Regions from separate parts of the Homo sapiens genome. Here region 2 is linked to region 1. The links are chromatin loops, found by intact Hi-C in ENCODE. Cell type or tissue: heart right ventricle. All regions are shown on one strand. Links, peaks and the distances in the headings refer to the core of each region. The heading gives the core; the rest is flanking DNA.

The links. Hi-C counts contacts between places; a loop is a spot of excess contacts. Peaks named below come from ENCODE experiments on the same cell type or tissue, not always from the same donor. Only the 100,000 strongest peaks of a DNase experiment are listed, where the experiment ranks them.
Region 2: it touches region 1 in a loop (2.9-fold over the local background); 55 of 110 quality-filtered maps call a loop at or near these places.

The regions. Positions count from the first base shown.
Region 1 is chr18:3,867,399-3,873,218 of GRCh38, reverse strand. All of the region lies in intron 4 of DLGAP1 (DLG associated protein 1), which reads left to right. Among named protein-coding and RNA genes, the nearest start is that of DLGAP1-AS3, 7.9 kb to the left of the region's middle. In heart right ventricle, for the core only: a CTCF peak has its summit at 3,136 (motif pointing right); no DNase peak of the experiment used is centred there; H3K27ac peaks cover 738 bases.
Region 2 is chr18:3,707,649-3,713,468 of GRCh38, reverse strand. The region is part of intron 7 of DLGAP1 (DLG associated protein 1); the gene reads left to right. Among named protein-coding and RNA genes, the nearest start is that of DLGAP1-AS6, 58 kb to the right of the region's middle. In heart right ventricle, for the core only: no CTCF peak of the experiment used is centred there; a DNase peak (open chromatin) is centred at 2,418.

The DNA.
Region 1 (5,820 bases), core at 511-5,510:
TCTCTCTGATTCTCTTTTATTCTCACTATTGTCAGGTCCAATTAATAAAGGGAAAAAAAAATTGACAAAACATTGTGAGAAAGCAGCAGTCCAGAAAGACTCAGTGGTAGTAAAGGGAAGATCAAAAATATATAGGAAAGCCTTCTTGGAAGTTATTAAAGAAACTTTATTATTCTTGGCCTTCAGTTTCACTGTTTTCTAAAGACATTTTCGGCAACACCAAAGTGCTTGGTTAGCCACAGTCAGAGGTTTCTGCCTGTAACACACACTTTCTGATCTCACAGAATTCCAATCTACTAATTAAAGGCATAGCATTAGTTAGCAAAGAGTGAAAGAGAAAAACTAGCCTTGGATCTCTCAGTGGCCAGTAGATTTCGTTTCCCCTTTTTCCATTCTCCTCAGAAGACAGTTTGCTTGATTGCAAATTAAAGACAGTAAATCAAGGTAATCATTCACCATTCTTTAAGAGAACTATTCACCCACAGTCTCTAGCCCACATGAGATCATGGCATTACACAATTTTACACAGTGATTTGTGAATGGTAGAACACATTGCTCTTTTGTGTCAGGTTTTTTAGGAACTGCTAAAAAATATATGCAGTATTGCCAGGCTGACTTTAATTTGTAATTAGATTATGTTTTCCACCACTTTGGGTTTAGGTTCAAAGACAACAATCTGTCTTAGTGGGTTATCACACAGGGAGAATTTTTTTTTCACATTATTTTGGTAAATTCATATTTAAGTGTTTTTCCAAATTCTTAAATTAAAACCACAATAGGTAATTGCATTAATTTTTTTTCAGTGACTGATTTACTTATATTCAACCCAGTCCTCTATGTTTATAAACTAAAAGGTAATGATATAAAGAATCAATTAATTACTGTTACACAGAGATAAAGGAGAAAATATTGTGTAAAGAAAGGCATAACATTTACTCTTACTGTTACTTTTGACCAAATTCTTGTTTTTAATTTTTTTTTTTTTTTTTTTTTGTCTTGGAGAGCACTCACGTGATTAAAGAAAGACCTCTTCTGATTCCCTGATCTTTTAAATGTAGGAATATTTAGGACTCTCATTAAAAACTTTTTGTTTCATTTGCTAAAGTCTAGCAATATGCCTGCTTTTTTTCCATTTCTAAGATATATTTATACAATGAATTTTCTGGATATGTGGGTCCTTTTGTGTATATTAGGTCACTGTTCTCTGTCAACTGGAGTTTCTACTAATTGTTTCACAGAATTAGGAAACTTCCCACAAAAATCAGGCTTGTGATATCACAGAACTGTCTATGAAGCAGAATTATGTGAGCCTGCGGTTACTGCATGCCAGGTGCATGTGTGCAGGTTTATATATACACCTTCTATCTGCATAGGTATCCCTGCAACAATACTTCTAAAATATGCATTTATACACATGCTGTTTTTGATCTCTGATTCATGAACTCAGATCCATTTTAAGAGTGCCATTTCACAAAGTCCATGGAAGAGGTATGACTATGAAGTGGAGAAACAGATTTTTCATAGACGTTGGAAAATTCATTACTGTGCTTTTCCAGTGATTATATTGAACTTCACCTTGGACCATTCGTGTAGACTAGTTAGGGATGTCCTGCTTCTCTGGTGTAAGAATAAAGAGGTTTTAGTCCCCTTAATAAGGGAGAATCCAACAATTGTAAAATAAATGACTTTTGCTCTCCTTAATTTTTTTAACCACAATTTAATATACGCTTGCAAGATTGTCTAACTCCTCCCTGATTTAATTCTCCGAGACTCTAAAATCATAAGATACATAATTAAAGGACCAGGCAGAGTTGGGTTTTTTTCCCCTTAAAATGACAATTTTAGAATAGTAGAACCTCCTGATCAGAAGGTCATCTGGTGTAGCTTCCCATTCACACTAATCTCCCTGCAATGCGGACATTGTATCTTCCTATCTATTTTTCATCTAATAATCTCCTTGTAAAAGAAGGCTTTGAAATTATTTAGTCCAATTTAGTTTTTTGAAAAGAGAAAAATCCTAAGGAAATACCTCGATGAAATCAGTCATCTTGCCAGTGGAACCTGGCACTCGCAGGCTCACTGCCTGGCTACCAGTGCTGTTCTCTTCCCATTATGTTGTACATATTCTATTATCCATTCTCATAACATCCTTTTAAGGCAATGGGGCCAAGGCACAGGGAAGCAAAGGGAGAAGCGACATTATCTGAAAGTTAGAGTTGAAGCAAGTTTGTGACTCAACAGTCTCAGAAGAGGCAAAGATTAACTAAATAATGCCTGCAATTATTTATTTTAACTTCCAAAGAAAAGAAATTGGTGTGTTCCTCCTTTAATGGATGAGTTTTCCCTGGATCATGGTAAACCACGTAGCAAAGGAGGATGCATAGAGCAGAACACATTAGGATATGTGATCTTTAGGGAATTTGCTCAGAGCCCTGGTTAGATTTTGAAGACAGCATGCATCCTTCCAGCATCTTCCACTCCTTTGAAATCAGCATCCCTCATCTTACTTCTCCAGGATAAAAATTAACATAGCTGTTACCATATTTGCAAAGGCCAAACTTTATTTGATAGATAGATAGATAGATAGATAGATAGATAGATAGATAGATAGATGTATTTATGTATAAAATATGTATGGTGTGACAGGTAGGAATTACGTATTGGAACAATGGGACCATGGGACCAAATATATTAAATGGGAGCAACTGCAGCAAATCTGAGAGGAATAGTGTGCAGGATACATACGCTAAAAGCTACAAGCTAATCTCTTAGTTATTGCCCCCTACATGTAAAAGTAAGTGATTGGAAAGGATTTATCTCTAAAATTGGAAATGCTACATGAAATATTGTAAAGTGGAATCAATACGGGTACATATGGGCACAATAATATCACATGTATGCCTGTAGAGAATCATATATATGTATGGCCACTTGCTCTATCATTGAATATTTAGAGGTAAAGCTTCCTTAATTTTATGTGCACAAGAATCACCTTGAGAGTGTCTATAAAATGAGGATCTCTGGCATCCACCCAAGAGATTCCGATTTCATAGATATGGGATGATTCTGACAGTGATCAATCCCAGAACTGCATTTTAAGTAACCCAGTTCTAGGGAACTGTAAGGCTTAATTTCTCATTGTATTTACTGAAGGGGGCAGTAGAGCCTAATAGATGAAAATATGGGATTCAGGCGCTCTGACTGCAAGCTTTATTGATGCTGGCTTGCTACATGACTTTGGGCTCTACTTAGCACTTCTATTTCTACATCTGTAAAATGGGCATGATGATATGACTGTGTTTGCTTCAGGTCTTAGAAACAAATTTAACTTCAAATTTGAGAAATAAATGAAAAATACAGTGTGAAAATATTCCAAGTTTGTAGATCCTCAAACATTAACAAGCTTTAGCTCTTTCCCATGTTTCATGTACCATACCACTTTTTCCTTTGTATTTCACTTCATCTAGTTTTTATTAAGCTGGCATTGGGATTAGCATGTCTGATTCTGTGGTAAAGAAAAGCCCTTTCCAATATGGGATGACAGTAGGTCTTAATCACAGTGTGGGTGTAAAATTTCACTGTCTTGTGTGCCGACTAAACGCAGAAAGCTTTCGTCTGAAGTCGAGAGTATCACAGTCAATCTTTTTTTCTTTTCTTTTTTGAAAGACAGTGTTTCCCTTTGTCACCCAGGCTGGAGTCCAGTGGTGTGATCATGGCTTACTGTAGCCTTGACCTCCTGGGCTCAAGCGACCCTCCCACCTCACCCTTCAGCGTAGCTGGGACTACAGACTCAGGTCACCGTGCCAGACTAATTTTTTATGTAGAGACGGGGTTTCGCTATGTTGCCTAGGATGGTGTTAAACTTTTGGCCTCAAGGGATCTTCCCACCTCGGCCTCCCGAAGTGCTGAGATTACAGTTGTGAGCCACTGCACCAGCCTGGATTAATCTTTTGATAGCTCAGCCTCAGTGGATCAGGTTTTCCCATGGCTTGATATTGGCTGATGGAATATAATTCTGGCTTCTTCAAGCTTTAGTGTATTCATACAGGGAAAAAAAAAAAAAACGCAATACACACTTGCTTTTGTTTTCATACGTTAAGTCTGTCAAGCTCCTGCTGCCTTATTCCAGACAGCTCTGGTAAGTCAACAGGACAAGCTTAATTAGTAATAACAGTCATAGGAGGTGTCTACAAGGGAACTCTATCCACCATCATCACCTCTTTAATTGGCTTAGGAGAACCAGGTTCTCTGTGGAGTGTTTCCTCCGTGGTGCTTTTCCACCATTGATAGAAGATGACCAAATGTCCTTGGCCATCACTCTTCTTTGCTCGTGCCCAAAGTCGCTAAGCCAGGTATATCATTCTTCTAATGTTGTAGAAATTGAAAAGAGCAAGTAAACACTGAAGCCAGATCTCTCTCATGACCTCTTCTCCACAGAACCATCGGAAGTTCAAACTTCTTCTGTGAGCCCTGTGACTTTGGGCAGTCTAAATTCTACCTCGCCTGCTTCTCCAATGTCATCAAAACAATGAAAACAAAACCATTCAGAATTCACAGGAAGGGTTTAATACATTTAATGAAATTATATCTCTTAATTATGAAAACTTGACCAAATAGGCTTGCCATTTTTGGTTATAAAAGTGGAAATTAGTGATGATAGAGATCATCCTATGGACACTATAAGACTCTGTAGGCCATCCCAGGACCTGCAGTTTACACTCTGAATGCCACCTGCCAGTCTAAGCTCCTCTGTGGACGTCCATCTGGCTAGCATCCCCTTAGGCAGTAAATAAGTAGGGAGAGAGGCCTTTCTACAGGACTTTTCCTTTTAAAGTCCTTTAAAGGAACCCTACCTGTAATCCTTAGAAATTTTATGTCTTTGTCTTCTCTCCTTAACTAGCAAAAGTTTCAAAGGCTTATCTGTAACTCAAGGGGTGTCAGTTCATTTGTTTGCAAATGAAACCTGAGCTTTCTGAAAATGACTCCCCTGCAAAATCATTCCCCCATAACACTCCTCCAGCCTTCTAGTCGATTTTAGATCGTTTCCTGTTCTCCCACCTCTTGGAAGTATTCCATGGCACGCTGAGCAGACACTTTTAGTCAAAAACGCCTATAAATAGCTGATTTTCCCTGCTTACTGCCTTCTCTCTAAGGCTTTCACAAAGGAGGTGAAACGAATCCACTAGAAACAAGAGCTTTCTGTGAGGGGTGTGTGGTGAGGCTTATGAAAAATCAAATCCACAGGCCGAAAATTATCGTGTAGGTAGCTTTGCCATATTTGAGTTACGCAATCACTGCATGGAAAAAGAAACATTTTATTTCATGCCAGAAGATCTCATGAACTGAACAAGCCATCAAGTGTGTCTCATCTGAACTTTCATGCTTCTTTAAAAACATGTACTTTGACTTTCACACTGCTATAAAAACAAAAAATAAAAAAAAACAAGTTTTATTTATTAGATTCTATTTGTAAATCTAGATAACCAATTCCTGTAGCCTTTCCATCATGGGAAATTTGAAATGATTTTCCCCATCCCCATTTCTCCTCCCAACAGCCCTTCTCTTTTGCCTACGAGGCCCCACCCATGGTCCACATCACAGAGCCCCCAGAGTGGGGCATGACACTCCTGGAACACTGTGCCCATGCTAGGCAGGACCTTAATTTCTTCGTTCACTGATCTTACTGACACAAGCCTTAGAAACCCATACCAGTGGTTAATTTCATCCCCTCCTCCTTCCTTCCCCACCCCGTGAACCCTCTTTAGCAAGAGAGCTGAGCTCAGCAATACTTTCCCCTCCCCAGTACTCCCTTCTCTCACT
Region 2 (5,820 bases), core at 249-5,248, 160 kb after region 1:
TTAGACTGAAGCCTCCCCCACATGCACAAATCTTTCCAATTACTGTAAAAACTTCAGTTATCTGAGCGATGTGTCCACAGGCCTTCAACGCCATCCATCTTGGATTGACCTTGTCCTCATTCTTATCATTCTTTGCTCCTAATCTCCTCAGTTGTGGGGTTAATATCTCTTTTGTAGATTATGGCACCAATTGCATGTTCTGGAAAAGGCAACTGGGAGTCCAATCAGTTGCAGCTGTGCAAACTGTAGCTCAGCTGATCCGGCTGTGAACAGCAGCAAAGAAGCAGGGAAACAGAGAAACGGTAGAATGGTCCTGAGTCCACACGAACCCAGGCTGTACTTGTTGGTGGTTCAGGGTCTATCCTGTGTATATAGATCTCCCAATAGTCTGCATCTGGTTTTTGCACCAAGGCAGGGTTTGATGAGGATTGATTGAAAAGAATAACAGCTTTAAAGGCCAGTACTAGAGCTTTTGCAAATATTCACTGTGTCCTGCCCCATCCTTCTGAACACATCTGAAGGATAACTCTGTAAAGGAAACAGTACCAGTAGAACAACTTCACTCCCACGAATTTGCCTTTCCAACTGGGTAAGTCAGTTAGGAGTGAATTGATTCCGCTTCTATCTTTTCGGTGCACTTGCTTAAACTTATAGTCCTGCTAGCTACAGAAAGTAGTAACTTAAGCACTTTAACTAAAACTTGTGATTGCCTCCTTCATTTTCCCATATGCACTGTGGGAAAGCCCCATGACGTCAGCTGCAATAAGCCAAGGAATGATTAGCAGGCCAGTTCTGTGGCTTGACAAGCTCCCCAGTAATTAGCCCCCTGACACCACTGCCATTTCACGCACCATATTGTCTCCCTGTAATGGGCCTGCTTAAAATCAGAGCTTATTCGCTACTTGGAGAAAATAACACTATGGGTCCCTATTAGCTCTTAATAACTGAGGTTAAATAATTCCATGAGGTGTTCTGTAAGGAGTGCCTTGTGGGAGTTAACAGGTACAGGTGAGAAGCATGAGCCCCAGGTGAGACTTTCCAGTGGGAAACCCTGGGTATCTAGGCCTCGGCCAAGTGCTACAGAGACCCTGCGTGCCCAGTAGGGAGGGTCAGGACAGAGACGGGTGAGCTGCTGGGAGTGCAAGCCCCGCGGCAAACGCTGCTCTTGCTCCCGAAGTCCACCCCTGCTCACTACCACACTGATGCTGGGCTGACCCCCACTACAGTCCAGGCTGTTTTCCACCTCTTCTAGAACACTCAAGAAATAAAGGTGGGGCTGCATTTCTCAAGGAGAATTGAGAAGGCAAAAAGTGCAGTGAGATCCCCACTCAGTAAGTGTGTGTTCTGGGTTTGCAGCCTCAGCCTTCAGGAGCAGAAAGAAAACCCAAACTTCTAGCCATTAACAGGCCATGCTCCCCCCATGCCACCCCACCGGGGTCAGTGTGATCGTCACAAAAATACCTCTAGCCAGAACCCAGGAATAGTTTGTTAGGACTCATGCCTCCTTATACATTTCTGTATGCCTCCCTTCCCACAGCCCATCCCCACACTCCCCATCCCTAAACCACAACCTCATACTCCGATGCATTTCTGTCTTCCTTTTTTTATTTTTTTCTTTTTCTTTCTTTTTGAGACAAGGTCTCACTCTGTTGCCCAGACTGGAGTGCAGTGGCATGATCATGGCTCACAACAGCCTTGATCTCCCGGGCTCAAGCAAGCCTCCCACCTGAGCCTCCCAAGTAGCTGGGACCACAGGTGGTGCCACTGAGCCAGCTAATATTTTAATTTTCTTTGTAGAGATGGAGCTTTGCTGTGTTGCCCAGGCTGGTCTCAGACTCCTGGGCTCAAGTGATCCTCCTGCCTCAGCCTCCCAAAGTGCCGGCATTAGAAGCATGAGCCACCACACCCGGCTGGATTTCTGTCTTATTCCTCACCACAGTCAACACAGCTGATGATCTGGGTGGGATACGTGAGCCACTTTTAGGTGATTGAAGTTGAAGTTGTCTCACCTAGGTGGGTATTTTTATTTTTTGTTTTACATTCTATTTTTGTTCCAATAGACTAATTGGGCATATACATTTTATAAACAGGTCGATTTACCTGGCTATTCTTTAACACAATTTTTATCATTCATAGTGATATGATCTGATTCACTTGCATGATGAAAGCATTGATCACTGGAGTCATTACAGAAGGGGCATCAAGCTGTAGCTTTTATTCTCTCCAGTTATCAAGTTCTTATCAGATTTAAATGCCTGAAACAACAAGGATATGCCCTTGGCTTTGTTTTTACTTCCCTTTGTGCTGCCCTCTTACACTCTGTGGCTGAGATCATCGTGTTTATAGCCAAGTCTCTGCCAGACCTTGCCCAGGGCGGCCCCTCCTGGCTCTCTGACTTCCTCTGTCGTGTTTCTGGACTCTTCTGTTGCAGACGCACTGGCCTTCTTCTTGCCCTCACTCCCGTGTTTCCCTAGCCCTGCCCTCTGACCTCTGTGTGCCACCTTCTCAGGAACACCTGTTACTTATTAGACACTCACCAGGGAACCATGACCCACACATGGAGAGCTCTGACCTTCTGGAACCCAGCGAGCTTGTTCCTGCCTTAGGGCTCTGGCGCTGCTTCCACCCACCCCCTACACCCGTGCCTGGAGTCCTTCCTCCACCTCCCAACTCCATGTTCACATCTCTGTCTCATGGCCACTTGGCTCTGCCCCAAGTCAATCTCTTGTCCTTTGCAATGCTTACTTTTTCTTCATGACACTTACTGCCACATGAAATTAAATATTCACTTGTGTATTTGTCATCTCAATTCCAGCCAAAAAATTTTTCTGTCTTGTTCACTACTATGCCTCCAGCTCTTAGAACAGTGACATCTATAGTGAATGCTTTAAAAATATATATGGAATAAATAAGTAAAAGAGGGCTGTGCTTTCCTCTCCACAGTCATTGACACCGTCCTTGACGGGAGCTTTTCTGGGAACAGTGGGGAGAACATTAGACCAGAGTCTTTAACCTTCTAAACCTATACCTCTTCTTGATAAACTAACAAACAAACAAAAATTCAAATTCATGTCCCTCTGCAGAGCCTGAAGCTGGGTGTGGAGGAGAAAGGGCGGGGGATGACGTAGGGCCCCTATCAAAAATCTGCAGGGGCAGGTGAGAATTTTTTATCACAAGGAGTCTTGAGTCCCAGCCCCTCAAATCATTTTCCCTAAATATTCCTTCCTTTTGGTAGGAGTAGGATAAGAGTGTGTGAGAAGTGTTCCGTTTTGGTAGCTTGTCTTTCCTAGTGTAAAATGAAAGACCATTGGGTATTTATGGAGAGAGCCCACTGCACAGAGAAGCATAAATCCATCCATGTCCCAAGCTATATGTGCTAAACGTAGCCACACAGGAAGAATCACTTCCTCCACTACAGAAAATAGCAGCTCCCTATTTTAAATGTGCTTCTCATTGGCTGTAGGAGTAGCAGTAATTCATCTTCTATAGACCTGAGTTTTAGTTTTGTGAACTGATGTATAAAGGAAACCAGGTTTGGGCCTGTCCTGGGCTCCTTAGATCTCAGAGGCAGGAGATCATACCCTTATGCCCATGCTGTCTACTTCTAATTCCAGTATTAACTGGGCATGGCAACGGTAGGAATGCAGAGAAAAGAGGAATATCAAGTATTATTGAATCCTTCAGTCCCGCAAACACTGAACACTTCTCTGTGCCAAACCCCGGGTGCAGGGCTGGGGGAAATCGTGCCTGCCCTGGAGGGGTTCACAGTCTTGCATGGAAACCTACTTTTTCCATTGACTTTTCATGTCAATACCATGTGCTAAATCTTCAATTTCTGCACTGCTGCTTTACAGTGAGTCTCTAGGACCCAGTGCAAATGTACATGTTCTGCACAGACTGAAAAAATGTTGAAAAGCCTGGTGTACTGTCTCCCTAAATGACCAAGGGATTGTATACAGTGGACATGTGCAATTACTTTCAACTCTACTGGTACGTTGTTGAGAACTCAACTTCAGGTCAAACATGCTAACAGTTCAGCTCACATTCGAACAAAGCTTATCAGATCAAAGGAGCTGGCACAATACTGCTCTGTGGTTTACTGGTGTATAGTGAAGCATTCTTAAAATACATTCTTCAGTCTTAGGAAGGCTCCTAAAGGGGTGTCTTCGGTAAATATTTGGAGGCAGATTGGGCCAGCACAGAGTGAAGGAAGGTGTGTAGGGGGTTGGAGTGCATGTCAGGTTGCACGGCAGCTTTCTCATTTTATTTAGGCCCAGGACTTGGGTTCTTCTATGTAGTTTTTCTTCATAGCACTTGCCATCATTTGCAAGTGTATATTTATAGGAGCACTTTGAAGGAAGGACTATGTTTTTTCCACGGTTGTATAACCAGTATCTGGCATATAATAAATACTCAGTAAATATTTGTTGAATAAATTAACTAAACAAATAGACTTTGTAAATTTTTTTCTGTCCCAGTCTTTTTGGAGAGTGGATTCAACCAAACTGTAGGCTTTTGAAGAGGTGTAAGGCATCTCAAAGGCAGACAGAGATTTCCCTGAAAAATCTGTTTTTAAAGAAACCTGGTCCTCTCTCCCTTCTTCCTTCCACCTAATGTGCACCTGGGAGAGAAGCTTCAGAAAGTCATATCTGAGTCACAATGAGGAGTCTCTTTACGCGTACTGTCAAGTACGCTCTTACAATTTATTTTCTCCAAGAAAAAGCTAATTCAGGTCCTTTTGTATCCTTTTCCTTCATTACCATTTCCAAGCTTTAGCTTACTTACGATTGTGCTTACTTAAGCTTTTAAATTCTTGTTGTAGAGTGTGCCCCAAAATTTAAAGCCACTTAAGTCCAGATGCCCATCGCAAACAGATTCCCTCATCCTCCACCCTTCCTGAAGGTGCTCTTGGAGAGGAAGAGGCAGGAAACGGAGCAGAAATGAGACACTTGTATTGTCCTTTGCAGGGAGCCTTGACAAGAAGCTGGAATCCTGGGCGCTAGGGTAGGAAGACATGACTCCTCCACCCCTGATACCACTCAGGCAAAATGGGTAAAGATCACCCCATATGAACTTCAACTTGGTGAATTCACAGCTCTCACAATAAAAAACATTTTGTTTTACAACGGTCAGATGTGTGTTCTTGCTCAGATAGGAATTACAGCTGGGCACAGTGGCTCATGCCTGTAATTCCAAAACTTTGGGAGGCTGAGGCAGGTGGATCACTTGAAGTCAAGCATTCAAGACCAGCCTGGCCAACATGGTGAAATCCCGTCTCTCCTGAAAAGTACAAAAATTAGCTGGGTGTGGTGGTGCACACCTGTAGTCCCAGCTATTCTGGAGGTTGAGGTGGGAGGATTGCTTGAGCCCCGGAGGTGGAGGTTGCAGTGAGCTGGGGTCACGCCACTGCACTCCAGCCTGGGTGACAGAGTGAGACCCTGTCTCAAAAAAAAAAAAAGGAATTACAAAGGATGAGTTGTATGCAGTTTTTTGCCATTTTCTCATGGATGAAACAATGTCATTCTGAATTTCAAAAGAGATTGCAGACCTGGCCAAGAAGAGGTTCCTTCTGTGGTAGTCCTCTGCTCCTAAGCACCAAGTCACCCAGTGGCCCCAACATCCCTTCTTTAGAAGAACTTTATTCCTGTGCCCGTTTAATGTGACCAAAGAGCTCCAAGAAGCCCCTTTCAATCAGGCAGACATAATCCTTGCCTTCATAGAAACTGATTTCTACCTTCCAGGAACGCAGCACCAATGCAGGAAAACAGACAAATATATCCACGATTACAGTGTAGTATTCTAAGCGCAATGAAAAGACAT